Regions from separate parts of the Homo sapiens genome. Here region 2 is linked to region 1. A link is a contact called in ENCODE Hi-C data. All regions are on one chromosome and are shown on one strand. Each heading gives the region's core, a stretch centred on a gene start or an enhancer-like site at or near the end of the contact. The rest is flanking DNA. Distances are from core to core; before and after follow the strand shown. Region 1 holds the start of DNAL4 (dynein axonemal light chain 4). Region 2 holds the start of ST13 (ST13 Hsp70 interacting protein).

Evidence for each region. Hi-C counts contacts between places; a loop is a spot of excess contacts on that map. Pooled maps may share reads with other maps.
Region 2: a loop to region 1 is called in a map of naive thymus-derived CD4-positive, alpha-beta T cell, with 18 times the contacts of the local background. The contact joins the promoter of ST13 here to the promoter of DNAL4 in region 1. A Hi-C loop is called at or near these places in 2 of 168 maps with a recorded cell type or tissue (both naive thymus-derived CD4-positive, alpha-beta T cell) and 10 of 50 pooled maps.

Annotation. Positions count from the first base shown.
Region 1 is chr22:38,792,129-38,796,435 of GRCh38, reverse strand. DNAL4 (dynein axonemal light chain 4) reads left to right here and starts at 2,293. Exons shown (of 4, transcript NM_005740.3): 1 at 2,293-2,368. RefSeq lists a silencer at 2,102-2,551.
Region 2 is chr22:40,854,814-40,859,120 of GRCh38, reverse strand. It overlaps ST13 (ST13 Hsp70 interacting protein), which reads left to right and starts at 2,482. Exons shown (of 12, transcript NM_003932.5): 1 at 2,482-2,690. The coding sequence starts at 2,581. XPNPEP3 (X-prolyl aminopeptidase 3) reads right to left here and starts at 1,973. Exons shown (of 10, transcript NM_022098.4): 1 at 1,876-1,973. The coding sequence starts at 1,939. RefSeq lists enhancers at 1,668-2,127, 2,138-2,357, 1,985-2,754.

The sequences.
Region 1 (4,307 bases), core at 1,044-3,543:
CACCTACATTCGCCCTCCACCCAGACCTTACGAAGCCACCCACAGTTCCCCAGTGAAGCATGCTGTCCCACCCTCAATTAGCCCCCCGGGGTCATCCTGGACTCGGCCAACTCAAGTACCACACTCTGAGAGTTAGTTACTCCCTCCTTGGAAAGAGCCAGAATCTTGCCCACACCTCTACCATAGCATTGGTAGAATGAATTATTCTATATCTATTTGTTCACATGGCTGTCTGTTCACTGGACTGTGCCTTCCATGGGATCAAGGTCCTCATCTTACTCCTCTCTGAATCACTAGCACCTGACGAGGGCTGAGCTCCCAGTAGATGCTGTAACTGCCCAATGGGTTCACCTTGCCCACTGCCTAGACAGAGCCGATGTATCAAGACAGGGGGATTGCAATGGAGAAAGGTAATTCAAACAGAGCCAGCTGTGCGGGAGAGGGGAGTTTTATTATTACTCAAATTACTCAAACAGAGGAATGCAGCGGTGAGATTTGGGTTTTGGCAGGGTCATGTTGACTATGGTACAGAGGATAAATTAGAGAGGTGCAAGACTGCAGCCAGGGAGTCCCACCAGGAGATTGCACTCAGGTAGATGGGATTGTGGTGTTGTGCACATGGAGGGTGCCATGAACGTGGCCAGAAAGGCTGTATCAGGAAATAGTGAGGAGTCGAAATTGGCATGCTTGTGACTGGAAGTGGGCTGTTGTAGTGGGAAGGGTGAAGGACTCCCCCCTGTTTTCTGATGGAGGCAACTGGGTCGGGGGTGGTGCCATTTACTGGAATGGGGAATGCAGGAAGAGCAGATTGGAGGGAGATGATCAATTCAGTTTGGGACACACTGAGTTTGAAGGGCTTGTGGAACATTCTGGTGCACATGGCTAGGAGGCAGTTGAATATGCTACCCAAGCATTCAGGGATCAGAGGTTTTAAAGATAATTTTGTGGGTAGGGGCTTGGCAAGCGAGGAGTGTTGATTGATTAAGTCGAAGATGGAATACTGAGGGGGTCGAAGTGAGGTTTTCTTGCTGTCTTCTGTTCCTGGGTGGGATCACAGAACTGTTTGAGCCACATTACTGGTCTGGGTGGTGTCAGCTGATCCATCGAGCGCAGGGTCTGCAAAATATCTCAAGCGCTGATCTTAGGTTTTACAATAGTGATGTTATCCCCAGGAGCAATTTGGGAAGGTTCAGACTCTTGCAGCCAGAGGCTGCTGTGTGACCCCTAAACCATAATTTCTAATGTTGTAGCTAATTTGTTAGTCCTACAAAGGCAGACTGGTCCCAAGGCAGGAAGGGAGCCTTTTTGGGAAAGGGCTATTGTCAATTTTGTTTCAGAGTAAAACTATAAACTAAATTCCTTCCCAAGGTTCGTTCAGCCTATGCCTAGGAATGAACAAAGACAGCTTAAAGGCTAGAAAGGCAAGATGGAGTGGGTTAGGTCTGATCTCTTTCACTGTCATAATTTCCTCAGTTATAATTTTGGCAAAGACAGCTTCAATGCTAGTAAATGTGGCAGTGGGGTTTCACCCCAAGTACTCATCACAATAATAAAGGTTTAAACTACGAAGTACCCAACTGACCCTTTGATCTACCAATCAAATAATAGAATCCGCCAGTTCTTCCCCTTTCCCCTTTTCCTTCTCCGTACTTTCGGATTAATTTTCCCTCCCAAGGGGAAGAAAAGGCAGGCTCTGGGCAACTGTGTCTGAAATTAGGTGGTACAAATGTCTCCTAGTGACTAGAGCTAGGTGACCATACAAGGGTGTGGCACAGAGGAAGGAGCCCCTGGGTTCCTTCTCCAGGGAGATTACCTCCATCCTTTACCAAGTTACTTAACCTCTCTGAACTTTAGTTCAGATGGGATGACGAATATTATCACCTAAAAGTACTGTAATGAGAATCAAGTGAGATATTAATTGTACAGCCCTACAAAAATGCTAGTTATTATCAGGCTTTTCAGATCCCAATAAAGTAGTGGCTAAGTGTCACGACACCAACAAGTTGCATTTGTTATTTCAAGTGACTAAAAGAACCTCCCAAGGCAGTACTGCTTTTCGAAGTTTGTTTCCCTAGAAAAAGAACTTCAATGTGTCCCCTGCTCCTCGGGCACGCTTAAGACAACTATAAGTGAAGTCCCGCCTCCCTGGCCTCTAAACCACGCCCCTGTCCTTGCAAACGCCTGACTTATAAGGGCCTTTCACTCTGATTGATACTTTTATCCACCAATAATAAGTGAAATTCTCGTCAACGTCCGGTGAGGGGGCAGGACTTCCTTGCTGGTTGCTAAGACACTCTTGTTTCGCTCCTTGACAACCCTGGCGGGGGTTCGCTGGCTGCGGCCCCGGCTCCGGCCCCCGCAGGAGCAGGTGAGGCCCCGGGGCGCGGCGGGCAGCCAGGCGGGGAGGGCCGGCCCGGAGGGAGGGCGGGAGGCAACGCAGGGCGGAAGAGGCCTCGCCCGCCGCCGAGGCCCCACCTCGGTCTCCTGCCTGCTGTTCCCCTGCCCCAGGTCTTCCCATCCTCAACCCCCACCCTCACCCCCACTTCGGGACCTGCGAGCTCTGTCGTGACAGGTTTGCCATCGCGACTCTGCCGGCTGCTCTTCCCCACCCACCCAAGGCCTGCCCAGCTTCGTGGTCCCGCGTCCCCCTTTAGCCGACTTCCCCCAGCACCTTGATCCCTCGACCTTTCGCGGAGTAATTCCCTCTCCCGCGGGGTCGCCATCAACTAGGTCAGACCGCTCTTGGCTTGGAGAGTTGGCGACTTACTGGGATTCTGGGCTGGTCATTTCCCCTGTTTGGGCCTCAGTTTCCCCATCTGTAAATGAGAAGTTGAGTTGAGTGATCTCTAAGGCCTCTTCCACTCTGACGTTCTAGGATGTCGTTGTTCTTTGACCCAACTTTAGGCTTCCGAGAGGATGTGCTCCCCAATGGGAGGTATCGTGTATTGTGAAAATAACTTGGCAAACCTAATTTGGATTCCCAGTCTCAAGACCTACCCTCCCTGCGCTTTTAATCAGTGCATATGTAAAATCAGTATACGTCGGTGCATCTCCTTTGGTAATTCTGAGGCTAATATGAAGTACAGAGTCCAGTCCAGTATAGATTCAGTATTTGTTAGTTTCTTTCCTTTGTCTCTTCACCACATTTTCCCTCTCTGGGAAATGTTATCAACCCGGTCAGCATGAACTGTCATTTCTCCAGTTGACCCTCTCTGATCTTCCTCCTGGGCTTCCATGGTTAGGGTTACTTAGGGGTGGGGAGGGGACAGATGGAGATTGAAATACAGTCATGTACCATATAACAACGTTTTGGTCAAGAAAGACCACAGATACCACGGTGGTGCCCTAAGGTTATAATGGAGCTGACAAATTTCTATCACCTAGTTACATAGCTATCGTAATGTCAAAGCAAAATGCATGACTCACGTGTGTGGTGATGCTGGTGTAAGCAAACCTACAGTGCTGCCAGTCATATAAAATATAGCACATACAATTGTGTACAGGACATCATACTTGATAATGGTAATAAATGACTGTTACTTGTTTATGTGTTTACTATCCTACACTTTTATTGTTATTTTACAGTGTACACTCCTCCTACTTATAAGAAAATAAAATTTAACCGTAAACAGTCTTAGATAGGTCCTTCAGGAGGTATTCAAGCAAAAGGCTTTGTTATCATAGGAGATGACAGCTCCATGCGTGTTATTGCCCTGAAGACCGTCCAGCGGGACAAGATGTGGTAGTGGAAGATAGTGACACTAAGCATCCTGACCCTGTGTAGGCTTAGGCTAGTGTATCTGTGTCTGAGTTTTAACAAAAAAGTTAAAAATGTTAAAAATAAAAAATAAAGGCCAGGAGCGGTGGCTCACGCCTATTAATCCCAGCACTTCGGGAGGCCGACACAGGCAGATCACCTGAGGTCAAGAGTTTGAGACTAGCCTGGCCAACATGGTAAAACCTGTCCCTACTAAAAATACAAAAAATTAGCCAGACGTGGTAGCGGGCACCTGTAATCCCAGCTACTCAGGAGGCTGAGACAGGAGAATGGCGTGAACCCGGGAGGTGGAGGTTTCAGTGCGCCGAGATAGCGCCATTGCGCTCAAGCCTGGGCAACAAGAGTAAAACTTTGTCTCAAAAAAAAAAAAGTAAAAAAGAAATAGAAAATTTATAAGTAGAAAAAAGCTTATAGAATAAAGATATAAAGAAAGAAAATATTTTTGTATAGCTGTACAATGTGTTTGTGTTTTAAGCTAAGTGTTACTACGAAAGAGTCAAAAAGTTAACAAAATCAAAACTTTTACAAA
Region 2 (4,307 bases), core at 1,233-3,732, 2.1 Mb before region 1:
AATACATTTTTACACATTTTGCAAATTACTGCGGAACACATCTCTCAGAAACCTAGACTATTAAGGGCTGGGTGCAGTGGCTCACACTTATAATCGCAACACTTTGAGAAGCTGAGGTGAGAGTTCAAGTTTACTTTGGGCAACATGGCAAGACCCCATCTCCAAAAAAAGAATTAAACTATTATGTACATTATGAAAGGCAGCATTCCCCAAAAGTATTTGATCACAGAATCATTTTCGTGTAATGCCTACTATTTTGTTTGAGAACATCTTTCAAAAAATCTTTTCCTAAGCCGGGCGCGGTGGCTCACGCCTGTAATCCCAGCACTTTGGGAGGCCGAGGCGGGTGGATCACGAGGTCAGGGGTTCAAAACCAGCCTGGCCAAGATGGTGAAACCCCATCTCTACTAAAAACACATAAATTAGCCAGGCGTGGTGGCGGGCGCCTGTAATCCCAGCTACTCGGGAGGCTGAGACAGGAGAATCGCTTGAACTCGGGAGGTGGAGGTTGCAGTAAGGCAAGAGATCGCGCCACTGCACTCCAGCCTGGGCGACAAGAGCAAGACTCTGTCTCAAAAAAAAAAAAAAAAAAAAAAAAGCTTCTCCAGCCATACTAAACGATTGCAACGCTTAGTGCTGGCCACTCCGTTTTAGAGTTCTGTGCCTTTGCAAGTGTTCCTTCTGGTAGTATGGCTCCTTTAGTCAGGCTGGGGAGAGCCTTTCAAATAAAAGCAAATTCCAGGCCTGGGGCGGTGGCTCAGAGAGGAGGGTGGATCGCTTGAGGCCAGGAGTTCGAGATCAGCTTGGCCAACGTGGCAAAACCTGGTTTCTACTACAATTACAAAAATTAGCCAGGCGTGGTGGCACACGCCTATAATCCCAGCTACCTCGGGAGGCTGAGGCACGAGAATTGCTTGAACTCAGGAGGCAGAGGTTGCAAATGAGCAGAGATTGCCACTGCACTCCAGTCTGAGCAACAGAATGAGAGCCTGTCTCAAAAAAAGACTGAAAAATTGCACATCTTTCTTTTCACCTAATCCCACGGAGAGTTGTCTTTCTGCAGCTTTACTATGAGAACTGAAGAACAAGTTCTGTGCACTGGACAATAACTTTTTATTTTTTATAGTAAGAAGTCGATGTAATTAACATTCCATTTTAAATGAATTCAAGTATATCAACATAAACATATGCCAAGACATAGCTTTGATGTCAAATACCATACGTTCTGGTTCACACATTGTTCATATATTGACCCAAAAAACTGAAATACGATCCAATGGCAGATCCGCCTGCAAGGAAGGTGATTCAGTTTTCACTGATTAAGCTTTATGTTCATCAGATTAATTGCTCGCAATAGAGGACACCCTACAAAAAATTATTCTCCTTATCCTTCGTCTTGTCTTTGCAAACAGGACTTTCAGACACAGAACGCCCCAGAAGTATTTCGAAACAGTTACCTCTCCTAAGAGGAGCTGCTGAAAGAATTTGTTACTAAACATGCTTCGTGTATATTCTGGAGCAAGCTCTCACGCCTAACAGAAACAAGAGCTACTTGATGTGAGACACTTTGTCACTTAAGTGTGATAATTGCCACAACTTCGGAGTCCGAGTAACTTGGAAGACAGCCCCTCTGGGGGATGGCACACTTTTCTCTCTGCAGTCATTTCGGCTTCACAAAATACCTCAACGGTAGAGAACACACTGGGCCCACCCCTTTCCAGGAGCAGCCGGTATAGAAGAAATCCGCGGAGCACAGAGGGTTGGGGAGCGGAGGCCCCACCAGGAGAAGGGTCAGCCGAACCAGGGATCGCCTGAGACCAACTTGGGTCCCTCCAGGGGACACCATGGGAGGAGACCGTGGGAGAAGAGTCTAACCTGAGAGGCCGCGGACGTTTGCTACAGCGGGAACCAGCTTGGGGGCTGAGAGCAGCCAAGGCATTACGGCCTAACTCACGCGTCGGGAAGAGAAAGAGGGTAACGACGGGGAACGCAACCGCCTGCAGGGCCGCGTCGCCAGGAAACCGGGCCAGCCGCACCTCCCCTTCCGGCGGAGGCGGCTCGCGGGCCTTCCTTGCGCGGCGGCGCAGGTTGTGACGTCATGCCCCGAGCTGGGACCGACCCTCCGGCTCCACGCCCTTTTTTTTTTTTTTTTTTAGGTCCCGGGCGTTGAGCTCTACTCAGTGCACGCAGCCACACAATATGCTCTTGGACGTCGCCCCCTGGAGGGGATGTTATCTCCCGCCTCCTTGAAGTCGCCCATTTCTGGGGTTGCCCCATCCAGGGAGCTGGTTCCTAGTTAAGAATATGAGAATGTATGCGCAGGGAGGCAGGCAACAGCACGAACAGCCACGCTTCTAGAAGATTCTAGGGAGCGCGCAGGAGCAGCGCAGAGGGAGTAGGAATGAGCAGGCGGAGGACCCGAGGTCACGAGACCGTTGGGTGGGAGGAGCCAGCGGCCGGGGAGGTTCTAGTCTGTTCTGTCTTGCGGCAGCCGCCCCCTTCTGCGCGGTCACGCCGAGCCAGCGCCTGGGCCTGGAACCGGGCCGTAGCCCCCCCAGTTTCGCCCACCACCTCCCTACCATGGACCCCCGCAAAGTGAACGAGCTTCGGGCCTTTGTGAAAATGTGTAAGCAGGATCCGAGCGTTCTGCACACCGAGGAAATGCGCTTCCTGAGGGAGTGGGTGGAGAGGTGAGACCCAGGCCTGAGGACCGTTGGGGGCGGGGGAAGCACGGCCCCAGGGGGGAGCCAGGCTGGACCTGGCTCGGTCCGGCGGGCGAGGCGGGGTCGCTGCCCCTTCTTTGCCCGGGAAAGGGAGGCAACTTCGAGGGGTCATGGAAGATCGCGAGCCTTGGGTAGTACAGGAGCCGCGGGGAGCAGGAGGCAGAGCTGGGTTCCTCGCACCCTGAGGTTGCCCAGGGGTGTATCTTGGGCGAAATACAAAAACAGGACTGCGGATGCGTGGACACTGGAGACGCGAGGAGTGAAAACTGCAAGACTTAGATTTTGCGTGGGGTTGTTTTTCTTTCAGTCTTGTGTGCCCTGCTCAGGTCTCATTGGTACATAGCAGTTCCTTTACGCACTATTCCTTTACGTCGTGTTATAATAATATAACACTAGTAAGTTAAAAGTTACAAAACTAGTAAGAATAAAAATGATAACTGTAAAAATGATTGTTTTTACCTTACAGCGTTTGTAGCTGCGTAGGATTAATTATCTTGAGAATCACTTATTATACCTCCGTTACTTGGCAGTGTTATCACTCCAAACACGTCTGAGAAAAATAATTTCTTAAGGCCTGGCATGTTTCCAGGATATAATCTTGTTGTCTTTAACTGTAGAGTACTTCGCTACGTGCAAGGAGTTAATTGACAAGGCATTGTGCCTGGTGCTAGGAAACAGTATAAGTACTGTCTATTTAGACGAATAAATAGAAAAGTTCGTTTTGATATTTACTATATAATAGTAATTAGCATTTTATGTGTTGAAGGAGCACCGAAGAGAAAAAGTGACAGGGAAGTCTTCCCTAAGATGACTTTTTAAAAAATTATTACTAATGGGGAACTGAAAAGATGACATACAAATTGCACTAAACAGGGATAAATAGCAACTATGCAGACCATTGCGACTCCTAAGAGGTGCTGCTGTGAACGTTATGTGTTTAGTGACTTTTGTCTTTTAGAGACAGGGTTTGGCTGTATTGTCCAGGCCGCATACAGTGGCGGGATCACTGCAGCCTCCAATTCCTGGGCACAAGCGATCCTCCTGCATCAGTCTCCCAGGTGGCTAGCAGTGCGGGATCGAGCCACCATACTTGGCTAATTTAATTTTTTTGTAGAGATGGGGGTCCCATTAAGTTGCCCAGGCTTGTCTTGAACTCCTGGCCTCAAGGGACTCCCCCGCCTCCCAAAGTGGTGGTATTACAGGCGTGAGCCACTTCACCCAGCGTGATATTTTTGTGTGGGAAGATGAGCTCATGATTACCAAATAGCTCAAAGAATATTTCTTAACAACAATCTGGTTCTAAGGAAAAAACTCGTTACAATCTGTCAGCGTTGTATGTTGTATTTTTTTCCTCTAAGAAGTTTTTCAATTTTTAGCTCCCCACCAATTGTCTAACTACTGGAAGACTTACTTATATGTGAAATTCTGAGACCATTTAATATTACTATGTTAATAGTAACTTTATGAATATTGGTAAGAAGTCTATTTTGCAAACTCCTCAACCGGGAAATGTCAGGATTAGGAATTGAGGGCTAGGTTTTAGTCGTTTTCTCTATTGAACAGCTTGATGATCCAAAAGCCTTA